Regions from separate parts of the Homo sapiens genome. Here region 2 is linked to region 1. The links are chromatin loops, found by intact Hi-C in ENCODE. Cell type or tissue: heart left ventricle. All regions are shown on one strand. Links, peaks and the distances in the headings refer to the core of each region. The heading gives the core; the rest is flanking DNA.

The links. Peaks named below come from ENCODE experiments on the same cell type or tissue, not always from the same donor. Only the 100,000 strongest peaks of a DNase experiment are listed, where the experiment ranks them.
Region 2: a loop joins it to region 1, with 2.6 times the contacts of the local background. A loop is called at or near these places in 30 of 110 quality-filtered maps.

Annotation. Positions count from the first base shown.
Region 1 is chr3:113,214,842-113,219,234 of GRCh38, forward strand. It overlaps BOC (BOC cell adhesion associated, oncogene regulated), which reads left to right. Exons shown (of 20, transcript NM_001378074.1): 2 at 1,346-1,433. LOC124909486 reads right to left here and starts at 789. Exons shown (of 2, transcript XM_047449436.1): 1 at 691-789. The coding sequence starts at 789. In heart left ventricle, for the core only: no CTCF peak of the experiment used is centred there; no DNase peak of the experiment used is centred there; H3K27me3 peaks cover 502 bases.
Region 2 is chr3:113,280,296-113,284,688 of GRCh38, forward strand. It overlaps BOC (BOC cell adhesion associated, oncogene regulated), which reads left to right. Exons shown (of 20, transcript NM_001378074.1): 14 at 263-368; 15 at 736-858; 16 at 3,116-3,337; 17 at 4,040-4,272. Among named protein-coding and RNA genes, the nearest start is that of BOC, 71 kb to the left of the region's middle. In heart left ventricle, for the core only: no CTCF peak of the experiment used is centred there; no DNase peak of the experiment used is centred there.

The DNA of each region.
Region 1 (4,393 bases), core at 270-4,269:
TCCCAGGAAAGTAAGCTTTATTAGTCAAATGATGGTTCCTCCTCAGTTTTTATTTATTGTACAAGCATCTACTTGTAATTAAGAAAATGTTTTTTAAATTATCCACAATCCTATGGACTTGTGTTGCTCATCATGTGCATGCATACTTTTGACATAGTTGTGATAAGAGTATGAACTTTTGTCATCAGACAGCCCTGAAGTGTCTCTACATTTTTGACTAAAGACTCAGAGAACAGATGTAGCCAACTACTTTGCTGTTGGTTGGAAAGACCCAAATCCTAAGTGTGCTCCCACATGGAGCCTTAACATGTAACATTTTCATAATTTATGAGGTTGACTCAAATATTTGGGGTTAGGGGGTGGGATGGGAGAGGGTGTTTGTTTTTAATCTATAAACCCGTGTTTATGAAAAGCTTGCCTAAAGAAGGTTTTGCTTCTTTGGAGCCCTCAGGGTTGGTAACGGATAGAGAAGAGGAGGTGGAATGCAGGAAGGAAGGTTTAGAGGATCCATCTCAAATGGCACTGCCTTTAGGAGGGTTAGGAAACTGGGGTTGGAATCTAAGCTCTGCCTGTGAACTCCATTCACACTGACTCAAACCACTGAACTAATCTATTCCTACATCTCTACTGCCACCCAGTTAGACACCTTCCCCAAGTTTGCCTGCTCTTTCCTGCCCTTCCTTTTATTACTCCACCATCTTTTTCATTCCTGCCACCACCAGACTTGTTGATGCCCTTGACAATTGTTGCTGGCACGTGGCTGGGCCCCCAGTGCCAACCTGTGACCATCCCACCCATTCTCCATGAGTCCTATAATCAAGTCACCACCCAGCTTTAAAACAACCTAGGTTTAAAACCCTAATTTCTTAAAGCTCTGCTGTGTAGCTCTGTCCTACCTCATGATAGTATTACTTCAGTAGGAGCCACCTTCTCCAATCTAGCAGCTGACCCTTGGTTTTTGCTGAGTTCATTCCTTGCCCTCTGTATTATCACCCCAAATCCCTTCCATGTAAGCCTGACTGATTTTATATGAGGCCTGTTTATAATGTGTTCTTAAGAAATAGTTGATGACTATTGATGAAAATGGACTGCTGAACATAAAGGTAATGGTTTTGTAAAGTACAATCATTGTTCTTAATCCGTTGTTCATTTCAGCAGGGAGCCAGGAAACTGGACATTTCGGGAGGCCTATGGTCTTAGAAAAATCGCTTTTCTACTGTTTTCTTATTTATAAAATGTATTGATAAGGACTTACTATGGTTTATATCAATGCACCTTGTAAAAAGCAAATACTTCAGAACTGTTTATTTTGTTCAAAAGATGAGATAATTCTCTTTTTCCTCAGTTTCAGAACAAGCTTCCTGGAACCCATGACCCATGAAGTCTTGTCGACATTTATACCGTCTGAGGGTAGCAGCTCGAAAGTAGAAGAAGTGGGTGAGGTTTTCTCTTCAGTCTGATAGCTCTGGCCTATTAGGTCAGCCATTTGTTCATGTTTTGTGTTACCACTTAGAGATAGTTTTTCTCATCCTCAAGTATTGGGAGTCCAACTTTGAGTGGAATCTGGACTAAACTTCAGGTTAGTTCTAGCTCGGTTCATATGCTCTTTTAGTCAAAGCCTGTGATGGCTATGTGAACCCCCTTGCTCTGTGGCAAGCTCTGTCAGACATGTTAGATACAAACCGTTTACTATGGGATTTGGAGTCCAAGCTTGCTGTGAAAAAGTCCCGCGTAGGTTTGGGTGAGGAAAGCCATGTGTTTATGTCTCTGTCAGTGGTATCACAGCAAATGCCTTGTGGTCTGATGTACTGGGCAATGTTTATCTCACAAAAATCAGCGGGATTGTGATTCTTCCCATCTTCTGAAATAAAGTTAGGAAATAATTTCTCTTTTCCTAATAGTGAATTTGGCCTTCTCTTCAAAGAAGGCCTTTGATGTTTGGGACAGGATTATTGGGCAGTAAGAGGAAATCAGAGCAGAAAGACACAGTTAACCTAATTCAGTTGCCAGAGAAAATGTTGAGGAAAGTCTCAACCCGTTCTGCTGGTTAGCAAAAGGAAAGTGCATAATATGGGTAGGGTGGGTAGGGTTGAAGAAAAATTACCCGAAGCTGAGCAGTGGAAAGTAGAGCAAAGAATGTTTATTCTTCTCCAAAGTGAGTTTGGACAGTATTGGACAAGATGAAGGTGGTGAAGTAGGTGGAGGTTGGCGCCTTCATCCTTTCAACAATGCTTGCTGTGTGCCTGGCATCAGGTGTGGGCTGGCAGGAATTAATACCAGAGCCCATGCGCCATCCAGAATCCTATTACTGGCCTGAAGGGAAACGCAGAGCACTGCCATGCAAACTCTAGGGTTGAAGTGCTTGGAATGGGTCCGTTAAGAAAGACTTCTTGGCCTGGCAGAGTGGCTCATGCCTGTAATCGCAACACTTTGGGAGGCCAAGGTGGGAAGACTGCTTGAACCCAGGAGTTCCAGGCCAGCCTGGGCAACATGGCAAAACTCTGTCTCTACAAACAAACAAACAAACAAACAAAAATTAGCCAGGCGTGGTGGCATGCGCCTGTAATCCCAGCTCCCTGGGAGGCTGAGGCAGGAGGATCCCTTGAGCCCAGGAGGTTGAAGTTGCAGTGAGCTGAGATGGTGCCACTGCACTCCAGCCTGGGTGACAGAGTGAGACCCTATCTCAAAAAAAAAAAAGAAAGAGAGATGGGAGATGGGAGAGGGAGAGGACTTCTTGAGAGAGAGAGGAGTTGCAATCTCAGGCAAAGTCTTAAAAGCAGAGATGGGACCAATAGTACCAAAGTGTTCTTTTATCTCTCCTTGTATGTGTTGTTCATTATTTTCTTCCCTAAAACTCATTTTCCTCAGTGAATGGTAGGCCTAAGTATGCTTGAGACACAACATTTCATGTTCAGCATAGTTTTTTTTTAAAATACTTTTTGGAAAGTTAAAACCTGGTATCAGCATTAACTGTGCAAAAACGCAGAAATCTGGGTCTTAAGTTCCTAAAACCAATTATTGAGTGGCTTTCGGGGAGAAAAGGAGAAGTGTGTGTTTTTGTAAAAATTTTCATCTACATGAGATTTTAGCTGAGAATCCTAGAAATACATGCCTGAATTCAGCTTTTTACCTTTCAATTCCATTTGCCATTTGTTTTACCGTCTGTGGCTCTGAAATCATTCCCACAGTACCAAGTGAGGAGACATTTATTTTAAGGACGTGAAAGTTGCCGGGCTCTCAAGTTGCCCAGAAACTTCCTTGACTGCTAAGAGGAAGATAGCACACAGGATGGGAGCTACAGGTGAGGAAAGCGGAGCCTGTGGAACCGGCTGGCCGTGGAGGCCTTGGAGCCCCCGCCACCAAGTCTACGTTGGAACTGGACTTCGGAAGAGAGCCCTCCCCCACCTTCCCTGGCTCTGCCAGTATTTTTCCAGATTACTCCCAGCCAAGTGCCTTTACTAGTCTGAGCTCACCTAATATTACAATCCTAGCAGGTTTATTAGGTGTGGGTCACAGTTAATTGGAGAGGAAAATTGGGGAGTTCTGGGTTTATTCGTTTTTCTGTGAAAGCAGAGGCTGCTCTGTCTTTCTGTTTTCGGTCTTGTGACTATCATTTCATAGTGGTGTGAGGGGAGCTCTTCCCTCTTACATAGCTGTGCCCAAGTGAGAGAGACTTAAAAATGCAGTCAGTCAACACAGTGCCCTCTTTTGCAAGTGAGACCACATCAAGTCATGGAAATTCACAGCTGTTTACCTCTGTCATTATGAATGGATGTTTTGTAGTGAACAAGTTATATATGAATCTGCTGTATTATAGCCAAGAGTCTAATGGATCATCCAATGTACAGACTTCTGAAATAATCACCTGCAACCCTGCCTTCAGAGTTTTTGTGGTCTGCCATCTGCGAAGGCCCCACAGTCAGGTGCTTTTCATTCTATAGGCTTCTGTTGCAGAGCTGGAGGCTGGGAAGTTAGGCCTGGCTTTGCCTGTCTGGACTGTGGCAGCTTGCCAGCAAGTGTCACTGGGTGGTCTTCAACAATGGGAGAAGGGGGGTGGGGGAGCTCAGCTCTCCTCCCCAAAGAGGAACAACAAGGTGGCTTTCTATAGGTGGGTTTTGCATTGGCAACCAGTCCCTTTGTCACTGACACACCATATAGGTCTTGAGTGTGGGTGAAAAGAATTGAACAGGTTGTCCAAAGGTGGTATTGTGATGGGGTTAATGTGTGTTCCAGATTTTACAAATGAAGCCTTGTGTTTATGTGGCAAGCCTCCCTCCCAAGAGAAGGAGCACACACAAGCAGCAGGTACCCTTCATCGTGTGAGGGAAGAATTATTATTCTCACTTGGCATGGGAGACGCAAACCTCCCGGTGCAGGCTTTCACCCCATCGCT
Region 2 (4,393 bases), core at 147-4,146, 65 kb after region 1:
TCAGAAGCAATTGAAGTCTTTGGAGAAATGGCAATTTGTTTCTTCTCTTCAAAAGCTTAGGGACCTCTAGGCTAAATAAAATAATGAGTAATCTTTACAACATTTTTCAGAGAACCTCAGGGATATCATTAGAAATCTTTGCCAGGGGTCCCAAGTGAAATTCAAACTCTGGACTGGGGTAGAACCTTCATACACCAGTGGTTTTGCTTTGATGATGTTTTCTCTGCCCATTGTCAACTTGTTTCTTCTCCATTCCCTATAGTACATCCCAGCAAGTAACAACAACACCCCAATCCATGGCTTTTATATCTATTATCGACCCACAGACAGTGACAATGATAGTGACTACAAGAAGGATATGGTGGAAGGTGAGACACAGTTCTGTGTTTATAGCTTCTGCGTGATATAGTTTCCTCCGCTGGCATGGGGGACAAGGTATTGGTGAAATCTGGTGAAGCATAAACCTGCATCTGGTGTGACACGAAGCTCTAAGCTCCGTGTCATTGACTCATTCATAATACCCTTGAAGCTGTCAACTTCATGAACCCATGTGATGATGGGACAACCTGGGTGGACACCTAGAACATTTCCTCCAGCGTTCCTCCACACGCCGCCCCTGTGCCAGTCAGTGGCATCCTCCCCCACACACTGCCCCAGCTGAGTCTGACTATGAGATTGGGATCAAGAAAACCATATACACATTGCCATGCACCATTCTCTGACTCTGTTTCCCAGGGGACAAGTACTGGCACTCCATCAGCCACCTGCAGCCAGAGACCTCCTACGACATTAAGATGCAGTGCTTCAATGAAGGAGGGGAGAGCGAGTTCAGCAACGTGATGATCTGTGAGACCAAAGGTGAAGCTCTTTGGGTTCTCTCTCCTGTCTTGGTGTTTCCAGCGAGGGAAGGCAGAGTCACCATTCCCTGTGCCTGTGCGGTGCTGGGCCTCTTTCCCAGGAAGACTCTTTGTTTTCCAAATACCCTCAGACTTGGTCATGTTTCACTCTCTACTCATTTGTCTGTGCCTAATACTAAATAGACCATGATGACACCTTCAAGGAACTTGATAATTAACTCATCCATGAAATCAGGGGATAGACCTCATTCTTAAGTTGGGAACTTCCTATAAATACTTTATTCCTGCAATGATATTTGGTGCTTACATGGGTTGGTTTATTTAACTGAACTACAATCCCATGAGATGGGAAAGGAAGTGGGCATGAGGAAGCTGTATACTGCAGCCAAGGCCATGCAGCCGGTTAGGGGTAGAGCATGCTTTGGGCCAGGATTGTCTTAACTACAAGACCAGCCCCTTTCTGTTGCACTTAAAACATGTTAAACATAGTCACATAATAACTTGTTAATATTTGCACATTGGTCAGATGGGGAGATAGCATTATCTCCGTTTTGCAGATACTGAAAGTGAGATAAAGCAGTTGTATTGCAAAGAACATAATCAGGAGAAGATCACAAAGGAATAGGAATAGAGACAGAACAACACATTTTTCTCTCATCAAGGCAATGGCATTCTCTCTCCTGCTTCACTGGCTTTCAGTTGTTCAGCAGATCCTCCCTGAGTGCCTCTGTGTCTCTCCCTGCCCTCTTCCATCATGCACACCAGAGGGAGGGCAGATACATGCACAGCCCAGAATCCTGGATCACCTGGTGCAGGGAGTGCCCAGAGGGAGGAAGAGACTTCATAAAGCCTTCACACTGGTCTTCTGGAAGGACCGAGTCTTAGGCTAGGATGAGGAGGGAGTGGCCTGGAGGACAAGGCTGGACATAGCTCCAGATGGTTGGGGTGTCAGGCACCGGGAAGGAGGTTATGGGAGTGAATGCCTAGGAAAGAGGCCACTGAGGATGGTGTGAGATGAGCCGGTGCAGCCAGGGAGAGCTGGAGCCACTGGAGGCTGTGAGGTGGAGGAGGGCTGTCAGTGGATTTGTCTGCTGAGATGGGTCACTGGTGACTGTGCAGGGAATGGGCTGAGGGTTGAGAACTGGGGCTCTAAAGTAAAGGTAAAGAGAAGGGATGGGTTTGAGTCTCTTTTCTAAGGAGGTGTGGGCGGGACCAGGGTCAGCTTGCATGCTAGGGCTGGGAGAGAGTGAAAGAAGTTAAAAATAAACTTCAAGGTTTCCAGCTGGAAGTACTGCACAGGTGATGTTGCCACTTATTGAAATGGCAACGGCAAGAAGACAGATTTCATGAGAAAGGAACAAGGTAAAACCACTTGGAGGCTTACTGAGTCTTTGACTCTTTGGAGACATTGAAATGAAGTGTCTTGATAAGGAGCAGAGCTCCTGCCCCGTGCAGGGGGTCCGGGTGGGGAGATTGGTTTGCGGCTCTTTAGGATATAGGTAGAAGTCACGGGACTAGGTGAGAATATACAGAGAGTACAGACGGGAGGAACCAGGAAGGCCTCCCAGTGTCTGTGGAGGCAGACGGCACAGAGAGGAAAGGAGAGGCATACAGAGCAGCAGAGAGGTGGGGGACATTAGGGGACAGAGTCCGAAAGCCGGGGGAGAAGATGGCCACGAGGGCCAGCAGGGTCAGATGCACCTCCTAACAGCAAAGCTAAAGTGAGGAGCTGATGGCCTTGACTCCACCTCTGAATTGGCATCTCACATGTACTGTGTGTCCTCGTGAGTCCGGGAACACCTGTCCCCCTGCTGTGATCCATGCTAATACCTAGTGCTTCACGTCTCAGTCCACCAGCAGGTAGCACGCTCTTGGGTGTCGGTAAATTCTTCCATTCCCAATTCTTTTTCTGGCTCCTGCATTTTAAATATTTTCTTCCAAAAGTTCACCAGTTCTTCCCAAAAGCACTACACCGCTTCTGCCGGAAGGACCCAGTCCAACTCTAGTGCATGGCTCACAGACATCTCGCTCTGCTTTGAAATATAAGGCTCAGGTCTCCGCCACAACACCAGATTTCACATTAGATTCCAATTTCATGCTGAGTGTGGACACCATTCAAATAAGAGATTTTGAGGCCCAATCTAGTGAGTCTGACCCCATTTCCCAAACCCATGGAATGGGGGTATTTTTTTTTCTATTTGTTGTGAAGGAAATATCAAAGAAACATATGCTGAAGTGAGTTTTGTCCACAATTACAGCTCGGAAGTCTTCTGGCCAGCCTGGTCGACTGCCACCCCCAACTCTGGCCCCACCACAGCCGCCCCTTCCTGAAACCATAGAGCGGCCGGTGGGCACTGGGGCCATGGTGGCTCGCTCCAGCGACCTGCCCTATCTGATTGTCGGGGTCGTCCTGGGCTCCATCGTTCTCATCATCGTCACCTTCATCCCCTTCTGCTTGTGGAGGGCCTGGTCTAAGCAAAGTGAGTGAGTGACGCTTTCAGTGGGAGGATCCTGGGTGGGAAATGGGGGCTCCACTAAGGAGGCCTCTGCCTAGGTCTGTGTCCATGGAAAGCTCAAGCCCAAGTCCCCCAAAGGTCTCGGAGGTCAGAGAACACCCAACGACTGGGCCCCTCCCCCAGCTCACAGACCTCGGCTTGGGGAGGAGGAAGGAGGGAAAGTTGGGCTGTCTTCTCTGCACCTTTGGAGCTCGGGACCTATGTTGTGCCATCTTCTGAAGTGTCCGAAGCTGCTCCTCTGACCTCACATTCCTACTTACAGTCCATCCTGCCTCTTCCCTGGGTGCGGAGCTGCCTTCAGCTTTCCCCTCTATCCTGGAATCTGACTTTTAGTCACTAATTTCTGCTTCAGATGGCAAAACATCTGGTCAGCTTACCTCCTCTAAATATTGTTCTTCTTTTCACTCACCGCCTCCTGCCCCCAAGCCCTGGACCCTGTATCTCCCCACCCTTCTCCCTGCAGAAGAGTCTAGGTGTCAGGTAGAAATGGGCGACACAAAGGAGACTCTAGGAGAAAATGTTCTCCATCGCTTGGGCACTGTCAACTCCCTGCCTACGTCCTTCAACCCTCTGTGGCCAGGAGCCTCCTGAGATCCTTGTGGGGCTTTTCCAACCCATCCCGGGCTACCTTGGCCTAAGCACACCTTTATTTTTCTGTCCTTCCAGAACATACAACAGACCTGGGTTTTCCTCGAAGTGCCCTTCCACCCTCCTGCCCGTATACTATGGTGCCATTGGGAGGACTCCCAGGCCACCAGGCCAGTGGACAGCCCTACCTCAGTGGCATCAGTGGACGGGCCTGTGCTAATGGGATCCACATGAATAGGGGCTGCCCCTCGGCTGCAGTGGGCTACCCGGGCATGAAGCCCCAGCAGCACTGCCCAGGCGAGCTTCAGCAGGTAGCGCATTCTTGGGTGTGGGCGGCAGGTATGGGACACCCAGGAGGGAGTGGCTGGGCTGCCTTGGGGGGCCTCCTCCCTCCTAGGGTCTCAGGCTGGGCTGCTGGGCCAGGCTTTCTTT